Regions from separate parts of the Homo sapiens genome. Here regions 1 and 2 are each linked to region 3. The links are chromatin contacts, found by Hi-C or POLR2A ChIA-PET in ENCODE. All regions are on one chromosome and are shown on one strand. The core of a region is the stretch at or near the end of the contact, and the rest is flanking DNA. Distances in the headings are between cores, read along the strand shown.

Region 1 (4,383 bases), core at 447-2,946, 120 kb before region 3:
TAGTTTTTGTTTTTATTTCTCTGCATGTTGTTCACATAGTAGCAAACACTTCTGTTCTGCCTTAATAACCAAGAATTATGCCATGTTGAATTATTTGTTTATATTATAGCTAAAGGAATAATTAGAAAATTGATTAATTATGCTTCTGTGTACCGTTATGTTCCCAAGTCTAATTATTTCCTAGGACTATGTTTCATTCTTCGAATTCACAGAATGTTGGATCTGGAAAGAACCATTAATATGATCTAATGGAGTCTAACACTCCCCTTTTGTAAGAGAAGAAATTGTGACCTATTAAGGGTAAACCCATGAGCGTCCCCATATGCATCTAGTTAGTTGCTTATAATACTAGGATAAAATTTGAGGACCTCTGGCTCCCAGGCAGGCATTTGCCCCACAGTACCATGCTGTTTCCACAAAAGTGTGAGAATGTGAAAATATGTAATGAACCTGGTCTCTTAATGCAAAAGGTGAAGAAACGTGAAATTCAAATATGTCTTGTATAATTCAACCCATTCTCACTTGAGAAGCAGTGTAATGCAGTAGTTACAATCTAGGACCCCAAAGCTCGATTGCCTATATGCAAATCCCATGTCTACTACTTCCCAGCAAAATGACTCTAGACAAGTTACTTAACCTTACCATTCCTCTATTTCCTCATCTGTAAAATGGAGATGATAATAATAGTATTGAACTCATAGGGTTATGGGGAGGTTTGAATACATAGTAGGTCAGGTGCCGTGGCTCATGCCTGTAATCCCAGCACTCTGAGAGGCCGAGATGGTGGGTTGCTTGTGGTCAGGAGTTCAAGACCAGTCTGGGCAACATGGCGGAAACCCATCTCTACTAAAAATACAAAAATGAGCTGGGCGTGGTGGCGGGTGCCTGTAGTCCAAGCTACTTGAGGGGCTGAGGTGGAAGGATTGCTTGAGCCCAGGAGGCAGAGATTGCAGTGAGCCGAGATCACGCCACTGCACTCCAGCCTGGGCAGCAGAGCAAGACTCTGTCTTAAAATAAATAAATACATACGTATAGTAATATTAAGTTGGTGCAAAAGTAATTGCGGTTTTTGTTATTACTTTTAATGGCAAAACTGCAGTTACTTTTGCACCAACCTGTTAACTGTAAGGCTCATAGAAAAGGCTTTGGACTAAATTTAGTAATAAATAATTATAAGCAATGATCATTATTAGTGGTAGACTGTATAATAAAGACAAATTATTTCAGTTAAACAAAGTAACACTTTTATTAATATTATTATTAATATTTGTTCCTACTGTACCTATTAGCCACCTCTTATGGTGAAGTCATGAACATTTAATCCTAATACAGGGCCCAAATGTTCTGGTGAACTGCCTGTAGATTGAAAATCATGTACTTTTCTATGCCAGCAGACATTTTGTGGACAGTTAGCACATGACAGTCATGAGTGTTCTTGCTAAAGTCACATTAATACCAAAGAACTGTACAGTGACTCGTTCTATACTGTCATTTCTTTAAGTTGCATTGTTTCAAGAACTAAGTGGCTGATGTACTGTTTCGTTTCTTTCATAATGCTGAGCATGGGTATCTAATAGACTTGCTTAGGCTGGCACATTTTTGCGTAGAAGTGCTAGATTTGTATGCATCTTTGAGAATGGGGCAGTTCAAAGCTAAAGTGAGCTAGGAACAAAACAGGAAGTGAAAAAGTAGAACGGAAAGACATAGGTAGATAGAGGAAGAAAAAAGGGGAAGGAGGAAAGGACCCACAAAAGGATTTTAAAGATAAATGAAAATATTTCAGCCGAGAAGAGAGTTTCAGAGGCAGTTAAGGCAAAGAAGAGACAATGCAGGCAGAGGTGTTTTATATGAAGCGTCTCTGAGGCCTAAACCAAATTTTACCATGCACGAGAATCACCTGGATTGCTAGACAATTTCCTGTATCCCGGCCCCAGGGATACTGATCTAGTTGGTCACAGCAGAGCCCAATCATTTGCATTTCTAACAAGCCAATCAGTGGTGCCAATGCTGCTGGTCTGAGGACATTTTGAGAATCTTTGGGCTAAACTATATTTACACAAAGTAAATATAATTGTTCTCAGTTTTTTTATGGAGCTCTATTTTACAAACAGTAAATTGCACAGATCTTAATGTTTTTGGTTTCCTAACAAGCAATTCCCCACTAAGGTTATGTAAAGATCTATCTGTTTCCATATACTGTCTCTGTCAAGAATACCAAGATACTTTTTTGAATAAAGTCCTAATGGCCTGATATTATTTTCCACCAGAATAATATAATGAACCCCAGTAGGTTTTCTATCTTTTTGAGGAAAAACATGTATTTCTGTAACCTAGAATTGAAATGCCAAAAACTACAAAGCACCTACATTACTTTGACTGCACATGCAATGTTTCTGGTCTCATGTAAGCTATAAATAGCCCATTTGTTATTCCTTATTATCCCACTTGAGAGGAGGAAATATGTTATGTTATATTGAATTCTCCCCCCTTCCTTGAATTAGCAACTTAGCAGATTTATGTAAAAGGTAATCTCAGACACTGGGCAAGAAAGCTATTGAGATTGAAACCCTTCAACAGTGCTTCTCTAACTTCACTGTGTAACTGAATCACGTGAGATCTTATTACAATGCAGATTCTGATTCAATGGGTCAGGTGTGGGGTCCAACAAGCTCCCAGGTGATATTGATGCTGCCAGTCCATGAATTACCTTTTCAGCAGTAAAGTCCTGTCTAGTGTATATAGACGGTTCTCAGACTTCTGCATCAAAATCGTTGTTAGAACCTAGATTGTGGACCCCTAACCCAGTGTATCTGATTTAGGGGGAGTGGGGCCTGAGAATTTGCATTTCTAAGTTCCAAGATGATGCTGGGATAGTGTGGGGAATATATTTTGATGACTACTGATCTATGGACCAATCTTTGTTTTGCTGATGCTAATTGACTTGCCAGCAATTTACATGGCTAATAGATAACATCTCCCCTCAAACTTTTCTGCCAAAGTCACCAGTGGCCTCTTCATTGGCAAATCCAGTGGAGTCCTCTTCACATCACTTGGCTTCTGACTGTTGTTACTTCCTTCTTGATCCCCTCTTCTCTCTTGGTTACTGCAATAGAATTTGCTCTGTTTGCTTCTCACTTTCTAACTCAAACTCTATTCTTTCTCAGATTCCTTTGTCAATTTCTCTTTCTTGCCATTCCTCTGCTCCGCCTCATGATTGTGCCTTAGTTTAGCCTTAGTTCTGCTCCTTTGACCACATCAGTACTCTTCTAATGAATCTCCCTGCCTTGATCTTGAGTCCCCAAGGCACCCAGCCCACCTCTACCACAGCAAACTTTCTGAAACACAAGTGTGACATGTTGCCACCCTGCTTAAAAACCTTAAGTTTTAAGGGTTTCCCATTTGCCATAGGACTCATTCCAAACTCTTCAGCTTGACTAATGTGGCTGTCAATAATCTGGCCCTTCCTTATCTACCCTTTAGCACTGCCTTTCACCAGGCCTACTGTAGAATCTTACCAGATATACTTAAAAGCATCCAATATTTGTAGAGGTTATGTGATTGCATACCTCCATACCTCTGTTTATGATACTTTCTCTTCCAAGAATTCCCTCCCTCCCATTCTTAACCCTCTTGGCCAGCAAACACTTCTTCAGCTTTTCTGTGTCTCTCTTCTTTGAACCCTTTTGTGACCATCCCAGGAAGCAGTGGTCACTTCCTTCTCATGCCTATACATAATAATGACATTGTAATACTTCATTGTACTTACATGTCTGATTCTCCCTATCAGTTTATAAAGCTCTTGAGAATAGATTTATTTTTCAACTCTGTATCTCTCGTGCATTGTCCAATGCCTGACACATTCATTGCCTGTTTGTTTACTGAACAAATGAATGAATAATAGAAATTGTGGAATTAGAAACTGAAAACAAAAACAAAAACAAACACCTTAGTTTACTGTATTAGTTTCCTGAGGCTGCTGTAACAAATTACCACAAATTTAGTACTTTAAAACAACAGAAATTGATTCTTTCATAGTCCTGGAGACCAGAAGTCTGAAATCAAGTTGCTGACAGGGCACGTTACTCTCTCTGGAGGCTGTAGGAGATATTTTTTTCTTTTCTTCTTCCAGACGCTGGTGGTTCCAGTTGTTCTTGGCCTGTGACTTCCTCCCTCTAATCTCTGCTTCCATATTTCCATGGGCTTCTCTTCTGTCTCTCATAAGGACACTTGTCATTGCACTTAGGGCCCACCTGGATAGTCCAAGATTACCTCATCTAAGTTCTTAACTTGATTTCATTTGCAAAGACCTCTTCTCCTAATAAGGCCATGTTCCCAGGCTCTGGTGGTCAGGACATGGACATACCTTGTTGGGAGTCACCATAC
Region 2 (4,022 bases), core at 1,234-3,733, 94 kb after region 3:
TGTAATTCTAAACTACCTATTTTTGGTTCTAAGCACTCTATCTGTCTAAGTCTCTCCACACATGTTTTTCCCCACCTTCCTGTTCATGGACCTGCCATTACACACTCAGTCCATGTGTCATCCAGCATTAAAAGCAATTTATTTATTCATGCATCTTATCTGTGGTATGTGAGAAGTTCTGTATGAGATCAGGCAGAAGAGCGGTGCCAAAACATAACATCCATCATTATAACATCAAGACTTTTAAAAAATACTGTTGTGTGGTATCAGTGATAATTGGGCCTAATGATAATAACAAGTATTACATGGCAGTAGAGATATAGTATTCTATATGCAGAAAAGAATTTGGAAACGGGATTGAGGCAAGATGGTATGCATCTCTGGTTGGGATACGCTGGACAGACAATTACCATACATGCAATTACAAGTAAGGATGCTGGGTTCACACCTGGGCCTTGGGTGTAAGAATTGCCCCTTTCTGGTCTGCCTTTAGGGCAGCCTTGAAGCTAGTAAGGAAACAAGTCTTAAAAAAAGCCATTCTGTTATCATCTAGCGTTCAGCTTCAGAGGGGTTTCTATTGGGTAGCTTCTGATGTCCTTTCAAGGTCACAGCCTTCAACTGCCTTTGCCCATCACTACTTCCCAGAAAAGCTGAGTCTCCCATTCTTTCCCCAGATGCTATTTTCCTGATGCAACGTGGAAGGTAGAGTGGGATGGTAGGAAGGAGATGGCAAGAAGCAATCCCTCAGACTTTTTTTTTTGAGACAGAGTCTCGCTGTCACCCAGGCTGGAGTGCAGTGGCACAGTCTCAGCTCACTGCAACTTCTGCCTCCTGAGCAGCTGGGATTACGGGTGCCTACCACCACGTCTTGCTAATTTTTGTATTTTTAGTAGAGACGAGGTTTCACCATGTTGACCAGGCTAGTCTCCCGACCTCAGGTGATCCACCCACCTGGGACTCCCAAAGTGCTGGAATTATAGGCATGAACTACCACATCTAGCCCCTCAGATTGTTTTTTGAAATCATTTTCACCGAAAGTTTTATTTAGACACTGATATATGCAATGGGAGCAACCAGATTTATTCATTTGGAAAGGAGGAGGCAGCACTGTAGCTCTGGAGGAGAATCCACCCCAGATGCTGCTATTGAACTCGAAGACCTTACAATGGGGAGGGAGGTAAAGGCTTCTCTGAAAAGCACATTTCCTGTTCATAAAAGCTTCCTTGTATTGAGTGCCTATCAGGAGTTATCTAATTTAATCTGCATAATCGTTCTGTGATGTAGCTATTATTATCTCTATTTTATATATTGGGAAACTGAGATGCAGAATTCTTAAATAACTCACCCAAGATCTCATAACTAGTAAGTGGAAGAACTGGTATTCAAACCAAGAGCCCTTTATGTTCAAAGTGCATGTTTTTTTTCCAGAAAATAAACTGCCTCTTGGCTCATACTTCTTTGGGGGAAATGTTAGAATAATTTAATAAAACTGATTCTAAGCTTTGAGGCACTAAGAGAGTGATCTTTCCACAGTGTGCACAATTTGGATGTATTGGCCATGGGTAGGCCTGTTGGTGATAAAAAGAGGGTGCTGATTAATTCTTTCTCTAAACCCCATGAATCTGTAAGTTGGTCCATTTCACCCTTGCCCTTCTGGGGAAGTTAGGAACGAGGTAGTGTTGGTCACTGTTTTGTGGTGATGTACCCATGGTAAATGCAGAACTCTGAGGTTAGCCTGGCTGAGGGGTAACTCCTCTGGGATTCAGCCTCTTACTCATTACATAAATACAAAAGTTTGAGCAAGTCCCCATGTCTCTCCAGATGGGGCCAGGGGTGATGGCCCAACCTGAGTCTGGAATCCCACCTGCCCAAGAGTGACACCTGGGACGTTGATGAATACATTCTCTGTGCCAACGGCAAAGGCTGCACAGTGAGAAAAATAATCATTCTTCCCTAAGCAGTTGAAACCTGAGCTTTTCATTTCATGATACTAATCACCAAGTAAACAGCTCTTTTATGCTAACATCTGTGTGAGGGCTGCTTCCCACACCAGCCTCCTTCCGGCCTGCCTGTTCTCACTGAAATACCAGCAGCATCATGGGGACACTTAACCCTAAAGGTTATCCCTGGGCTCTCCCAGGGCCTATGACATGTTCCAGAGAGGCTTGGTCTTAGGGACTTTTCATTTCCTCAAGAGGGTAAGTGACTCCTTTGGTGTGCAAGATGTGTGAGCTGCCTTGGCAGCTGCTGAGACCCATTCAGAGACCTCTGTGCCATTTGCCTGGATTCTGGAGTTTCATACTCCTGAAAGTGCCTGGTTAATTTGCTGGGAGAACTGACTGCTTGAGCATAGCTCTTGGTTTGCTTTAACTTTCTTATTTGCCTGATATCAGCCAGTTCATGAAGCAGTTCACATATACCGTGCCAGATTTATAAAGTGTGAATTCAAGTCTGTCCTTGGCCTTCTCTGCCCAACCCCCACCATTTCCTTATTGTAGTTTCTCTTAAAACAGCCATGTTTCCCTTCTAAAACCCTTAGTAAATCCTGCCAGATTAATGAATGGGGGAAAAACGACAATTGCTTATACAATTTCATATGTAGGCTATAAGCAGTCCCTGTTCTCTGAGATCCTCCTCACCGTGTTCCTAACAGTCCAGGGCAGTTATTATGCTCCAGGTTTTATAAGAGGAAAAACAGAGAACATTCCTTTTCTTTTTCACTGCCAAAGGGGCGGGGTGGGGGGGATCCAACCCTGAAATTAAGTGAATTGAAAATGAAGTCAAAGGAACGGAGGCCTTCCGTTCTCTAAGCTCAACACTTTGTGATTTGCTTGATTACACTTCCCTCAGCCCCTCCCTCAAATCTCATAGGCACAGACTCATTACCCCATTAGGATTTGGCTGGGGAGGCCTAAGGGACAATGAGAACATACAAGAATCTGGCTGGGCTGCCAGAGTTAACAACTTCTCATGTGCAATAAAATCAGACAGCATTTTTGATGGACCACATTCTCATTGCATTCAAAGAGCCTTGGAAAGCTTCCATGGCTGCTAATTTCAAATAAGCAAACATCCCGGAGGGATGTGAGGCAAAGATGTGTCCTTTCGGCTCGCCCCTAACATTTGCAGGGCCCAGGGCAAGAGTACAAACGGAGGCCCACAAGCCATATGCCTAAATACTTAAAAGTTATGATGCAAGCTTGAACATTCTTAAGTAAAACATAAAATATGTTCTACCCTCCCTTCATGACAAATGTATTTTCATTAACTATCTAGAGGCTGGATTTGAATTTAGAGTTCCCTGACTCCTTGGAGTTTCATCCTGGAATTGGATGGCCAGGGAAATCGGGCCTCTCACTGCCTGGCCCACTGCCCTAGGTCCTGGGTCTACCCCCATCTTTTCAGACCCTACCCCCATCCTACAATGCATGGGACCTCTCAAACTCCACCACACGTGTCCAAGCTGCATTAACACCCTCATCAACAGCCACCTCTGGGACATCCCTTGGCCTAAAGGTGTGCCTAGTCAGGTCCTAAGAAGTTGGTTTTAGTTGATTGGGAAGGGAATTTTAGGGTCCTGGGAACTCAAAGCATGATTAAGGATGTGTTTGGGGTGGGGTGGGGGTATCGCTTTGGCCCCGTGGACTCTCCTTTTCATGAAGAGAAGTGCTGTTGAAAGAAGGCCAGGTTGCTTGCTCCCTTATAAGATGCAGAGCAGCATCCTCTCTTGCTTGGATTTATGGATGGTACATACACAGTAGGTCTTTCATTTTTTATTTTTTTGAGACAGAGTTTCACTCTTGTTGCCCAGGCTGGAGTGCAACGGTGTGACCTCAGCGCACTGTAACCTCCGGCTCCCAGGTTCAAGTGATTTTCCTGCCTTAGCCTCTGAAGTAGCTGGGATTACAGGCACCCACCACCACCCCCGGCTAATTTTTTGTATTTTTAGCAGAGGCGGGGTTTAACCATGTTGTCTGGGCTGGTCTTGAACTCCTGATCTCAAGTGATCCACCCGCCCCAGC
Region 3 (3,769 bases), core at 111-2,610:
TATCTCACAGGGCAATTGAGAAGAGTGATATAAAAAATGACCAATACACACTAAGAACTCAGAAATGGCAGCTACAGCCAGGTGCAGTGGCTCCCAGCCTGTAATTCTAGTACTTTGGGAGGCTTAGGTGGGCAGATCACTTGAGGCCAGGAGTTCGAGGCCAGCCTGGCCAACATGGTGAAACCCTGTCTCTACAAAAAATACAAAAAAATTAGCCAGATGTAGCGGTGTGTGCCTGTGGTCCCAGCTATTTGGGAGGCTGAGGTCGGAGGATCTCTTGAGCCCAGGAGGTGGAGGTTGCAGTGGGCCATGTGCATACCTCTGCACTCCGTCCTAGGTAATAGAGTGAGACCCTGTCTTCAAACAAACAAACAAACAAAGAAAAGACTACTACTATTCTAAATATATTCTGCATTTTCTTTTTGAAACGTGTTTTTTATTTTTATTTTAAAACTTGCTATAGAGATGGAGTCTTGCTATATTGCCCAGGCTGGCCCTGAATTCCTGGCCTCGAGTGATCCTTCCTCTTCTACCTCCCAAAGTGCTGGGATTACAGTCATGAAACCTGCACCCTGGCTTAAATTTCCTGTAGACAGCCTGTTCCTGACATATTTCTCTTAATCTTCCAGATAAAGGCTGTGCTTCTTCCGTATCTCTTTGCTTACTCACCATGCTCACCTGTACTTCCCGCCTCCATTCCTGATTCGAATGTCTTTCTTATTCCTCCTGTGGGAACTCTACCTCACCTTCAGATTTTTACTTCATCTCTGGACTTCCCTGAAGACATCACGTGACACTTATATCAGCATTCTCTGAATTGTTGCTGTACCTCTTGTATAAATCATTTATTGAGCATTATCTTACATTGTTGTTTTCAAATTATCTTATATTATTCTTATGAAACAAGATGTAGGCTCCATTTGGGCAAGGACAACACTTTGAGAGCATAATGGGTGCCTGACAAATATTTATTAATTGTATAATTTAATGAATTAAAGCATATAAAAATATTAGTCAAGCACACATTATTCTCTCGAGAGTAATTAATATAAATTTATTAATTTACTAATTGATGATTCCATTTACAGCTGTGTGTGTCTTTGAGTAACAGTGACATTGTGCTGACTCTGTCTTTTCACTAATCCAGGTTTTGTCAATTAAAAAAATCACTTTTTACAACTAACATATGTCCATCAGTTGCACTCACGGTTACCTAGTATCATTGGTTCGTCTTTGTCAAAAGATACAGATTCACTATTTAAGTCAATATCAGGAGAAGCAGTTTCAATTAGGCAGAGGTTTCAAAGCCAGCTGGATGCCAGGTACCATGACATCATTCAGGCTGCTCTGTGGTTTTTATGATTCAGATGTTTAAGTAATTGAAATAACTGGATTGTCACATGGTTGGTTTTGTTATTTAAACTGTATTATTGTTTGACTTGTAGAGACAGTATACTCCCTCAACTGTTTTACTTCTGGAATTGATATTGTGTAAAGAATGAATTGATATTCTAATAAATTGAACTGGGCTAAATATACTGGGTCTGTTAACAGACATAAATTTCTCAAAATTGTAGATCTTCCATATGATACTGTTGTTTAGCTAGCCATCATACATTTCTTAAAACTTTTAATAAGACTTGCTTCCCTTTTTACGGAAACTGGGGACATTTTAGCCTATTCATACAATATTTTTTAAATGCCAAGAAAATTTTCAGTCTTCCCAGACAGCACAATTTGTATAGTCATAAAAAGATTCCATTTTGGCTACAAAATTTTGGTTACAATAACAGGAGGTGGTTTTCTTCAACTCAGTCTGTTTTTTTTTTTTTTTTTTTGAGGCAGAGTTTCACTCTTGTTGCCCAAACTGGAGTGCAATGTTGTGACCTCGGCTCACCACAACCTCCACCTCCTGGTTCAAGCGATTCTCCTGCCTCAGCCTCCGGAGTAGCTGGGATAACAGGCATGCACCACCACACCCGGCTAATTTTGTATTTTTAGTACAGATGGGGTTTCTCCATGTTGGTCACGCTGGTCTTGAACTCCCGACCTCAGGTGTTCAGCCACCTCGGCTTCCCAAAGTGCTGGGATTACAGGCATGAGCCACCGCACACGGCAACTCAGTCTGTTTTTAAGTATGCCCTTGAAGGGAGTTTGTTGTTTTTTTTCCCCCAAGTTTTGATGTTCTTTTGATTGATGTATTTTCAGAAATCACAAATAAATTAGTTCCCAGAGGTTGAGAGAACCCCTATTAGCAGCATTCAGAGAATGCATGTCTTGCTTTCCACATGCCAGTGCTGTGGCAGGTGGATGTTTGAGTCACCAGGTGACCTCTTTGGAGCCAGCACCTCCTAGCTGTAGATCTTAGTACACTCTTTTTTCTTTCTTTTCTTTTGTTTTTTGAGATAGAGTCTTGCTCTGTTGCCCAGGCTGGAGTGCAGTGGCTCGAGCTTGGCTCACTGCAACCTCTGCTTCCTGGGTTCAAGTGATTCTCCTGCCTCAGCCTCCAGAGTAGCTGGGATTACAGGCGCACGCCACCACACCCGGCTAATTTGTTTTGTATTTTTAGTAGAGACGGGGTTTTGCCATGTTGGCCAGGCTGGTCTCAAACTCCTGACCTCAGGTGATCCGCTCGCCTTGGCCTCCCAAACTGCTGGGATTACAGGCGTGAGCCACCGTGCCTGGCCGACCTTACTGCACTCTTGCTCTCTGTATCGAGGAAGTCTGCAGTATTCTGCACACATGAAGCTGATGTTGAAACATATAAATTGCATTTGATTTTTTTCCTACACCCACCTAAATTCAAATTCCACCAAATTTGGTTTAAAAAAAAAAAGCAAACAAATATTATGGTTTTAAGCCAGTCAAGTTCATTAATTTTATCTAAGTAACAGTCACAAATAATTAGTTTGACTAAAGTTATCATGGTTCAACCAGTTTTTTTTTTTGTGAATCTCATCCTGTCGCCCAGGCTGGAGTGCAGTGACACAATCTTGGCTCACTGCAACCTCTGCCTCCCAAGTTCAAGCGATTCTCCTGCCTCAGCCTCCCGAATAGCTGGGATTACAGGCGCACACCATCACACCCTGCTAATTTTTGTATTTTTAGTAGAGACAGGGTTTCACCATGTTGGCCAGGCTGGTCTCAAACGCTTGACCTCAGGTGATCCACCCGCTTTGGCCTCCCATAGTGCTGGGATTACAGGTGTGAGTCACCATGCCCGGCCTTTTTTTTTTTTTTTTTTTTTTGAGACAGAGTCTCGCACTGTCGCCCATGCTGGAGTGCAGTGGCTTGAGCTTGGCTCACTGCAACCTCTGCCTCCCAGCTTCAAGCAATTCTTGTGTCTCAGCCTCCCAAGTAGCTGGGATTACAGGCATGTGCCACCATGCCTGGCTATTTTTTGTATTTTTAGTAGAGATGTGGTTTCACCATGTTGGCCAGGATGGTCTTGAACTCCTGGTCTCAAGTTATCCGCCCACTTGGCTTCCCAAAGTGTTGGGATTACAGGCGTGAGTCACCGCGCCTGGCCGTGACTTCACTTTCATGTTGATGTTAATACCAGGAAGTAATAAGGTTGCGTTTGCATACCTTTTGGGGACTTCAGTTTTCATGCTGAAAACTGTTCTTGTAACACTTAAATTGTGGTGAGCAGTTTAAATTATGTGAGCAGTTTAGCTTTTAAAAATTCCCTGAAATGCTTTGATATGGAACTTAGACTCAAATAAGACATACTAGGCAGAGAGAAAATTGGAATACTTGAAATACAAAT

Evidence for each region. A loop is a pair of places that touch in the nucleus more often than their neighbours do. ChIA-PET counts read pairs that join two places held with the same protein, here RNA polymerase II (POLR2A). Pooled maps may share reads with other maps.
Region 1: a pooled map shows a loop between it and region 3 (2.7-fold over the local background). The contact joins two enhancer-like sites. A Hi-C loop is called at or near these places in 1 of 168 maps with a recorded cell type or tissue (chondrocyte), 6 of 37 single-sample maps with no recorded cell type and 6 of 50 pooled maps. POLR2A ChIA-PET finds 5 or more read pairs at or near these places in 3 of 52 experiments (AG04449, B cell and GM12878).
Region 2: a map of mammary epithelial cell shows a loop between it and region 3 (8-fold over the local background). The contact joins two enhancer-like sites. A Hi-C loop is called at or near these places in 2 of 168 maps with a recorded cell type or tissue (Caco-2 and mammary epithelial cell). POLR2A ChIA-PET finds 5 or more read pairs at or near these places in 1 of 52 experiments (WTC11).

What each region holds. Positions count from the first base shown.
Region 1 is chr6:113,807,229-113,811,611 of GRCh38, reverse strand. No RefSeq gene overlaps it. Among named protein-coding and RNA genes, the nearest start is that of MARCKS, 48 kb to the left of the region's middle. Within about 2 kb of position 1,696, at least 3 of the 41 ENCODE cell types and tissues checked have a DNase peak (open chromatin) inside an H3K27ac peak, as active enhancers do.
Region 2 is chr6:113,595,097-113,599,118 of GRCh38, reverse strand. No RefSeq gene overlaps it. Among named protein-coding and RNA genes, the nearest start is that of LINC02541, 53 kb to the left of the region's middle. RefSeq lists an enhancer at 2,037-2,216. Within about 2 kb of position 2,483, at least 11 of the 41 ENCODE cell types and tissues checked have a DNase peak (open chromatin) inside an H3K27ac peak, as active enhancers do.
Region 3 is chr6:113,688,427-113,692,195 of GRCh38, reverse strand. No RefSeq gene overlaps it. Among named protein-coding and RNA genes, the nearest start is that of LINC02541, 40 kb to the right of the region's middle. Within about 2 kb of position 1,360, at least 2 of the 41 ENCODE cell types and tissues checked have a DNase peak (open chromatin) inside an H3K27ac peak, as active enhancers do.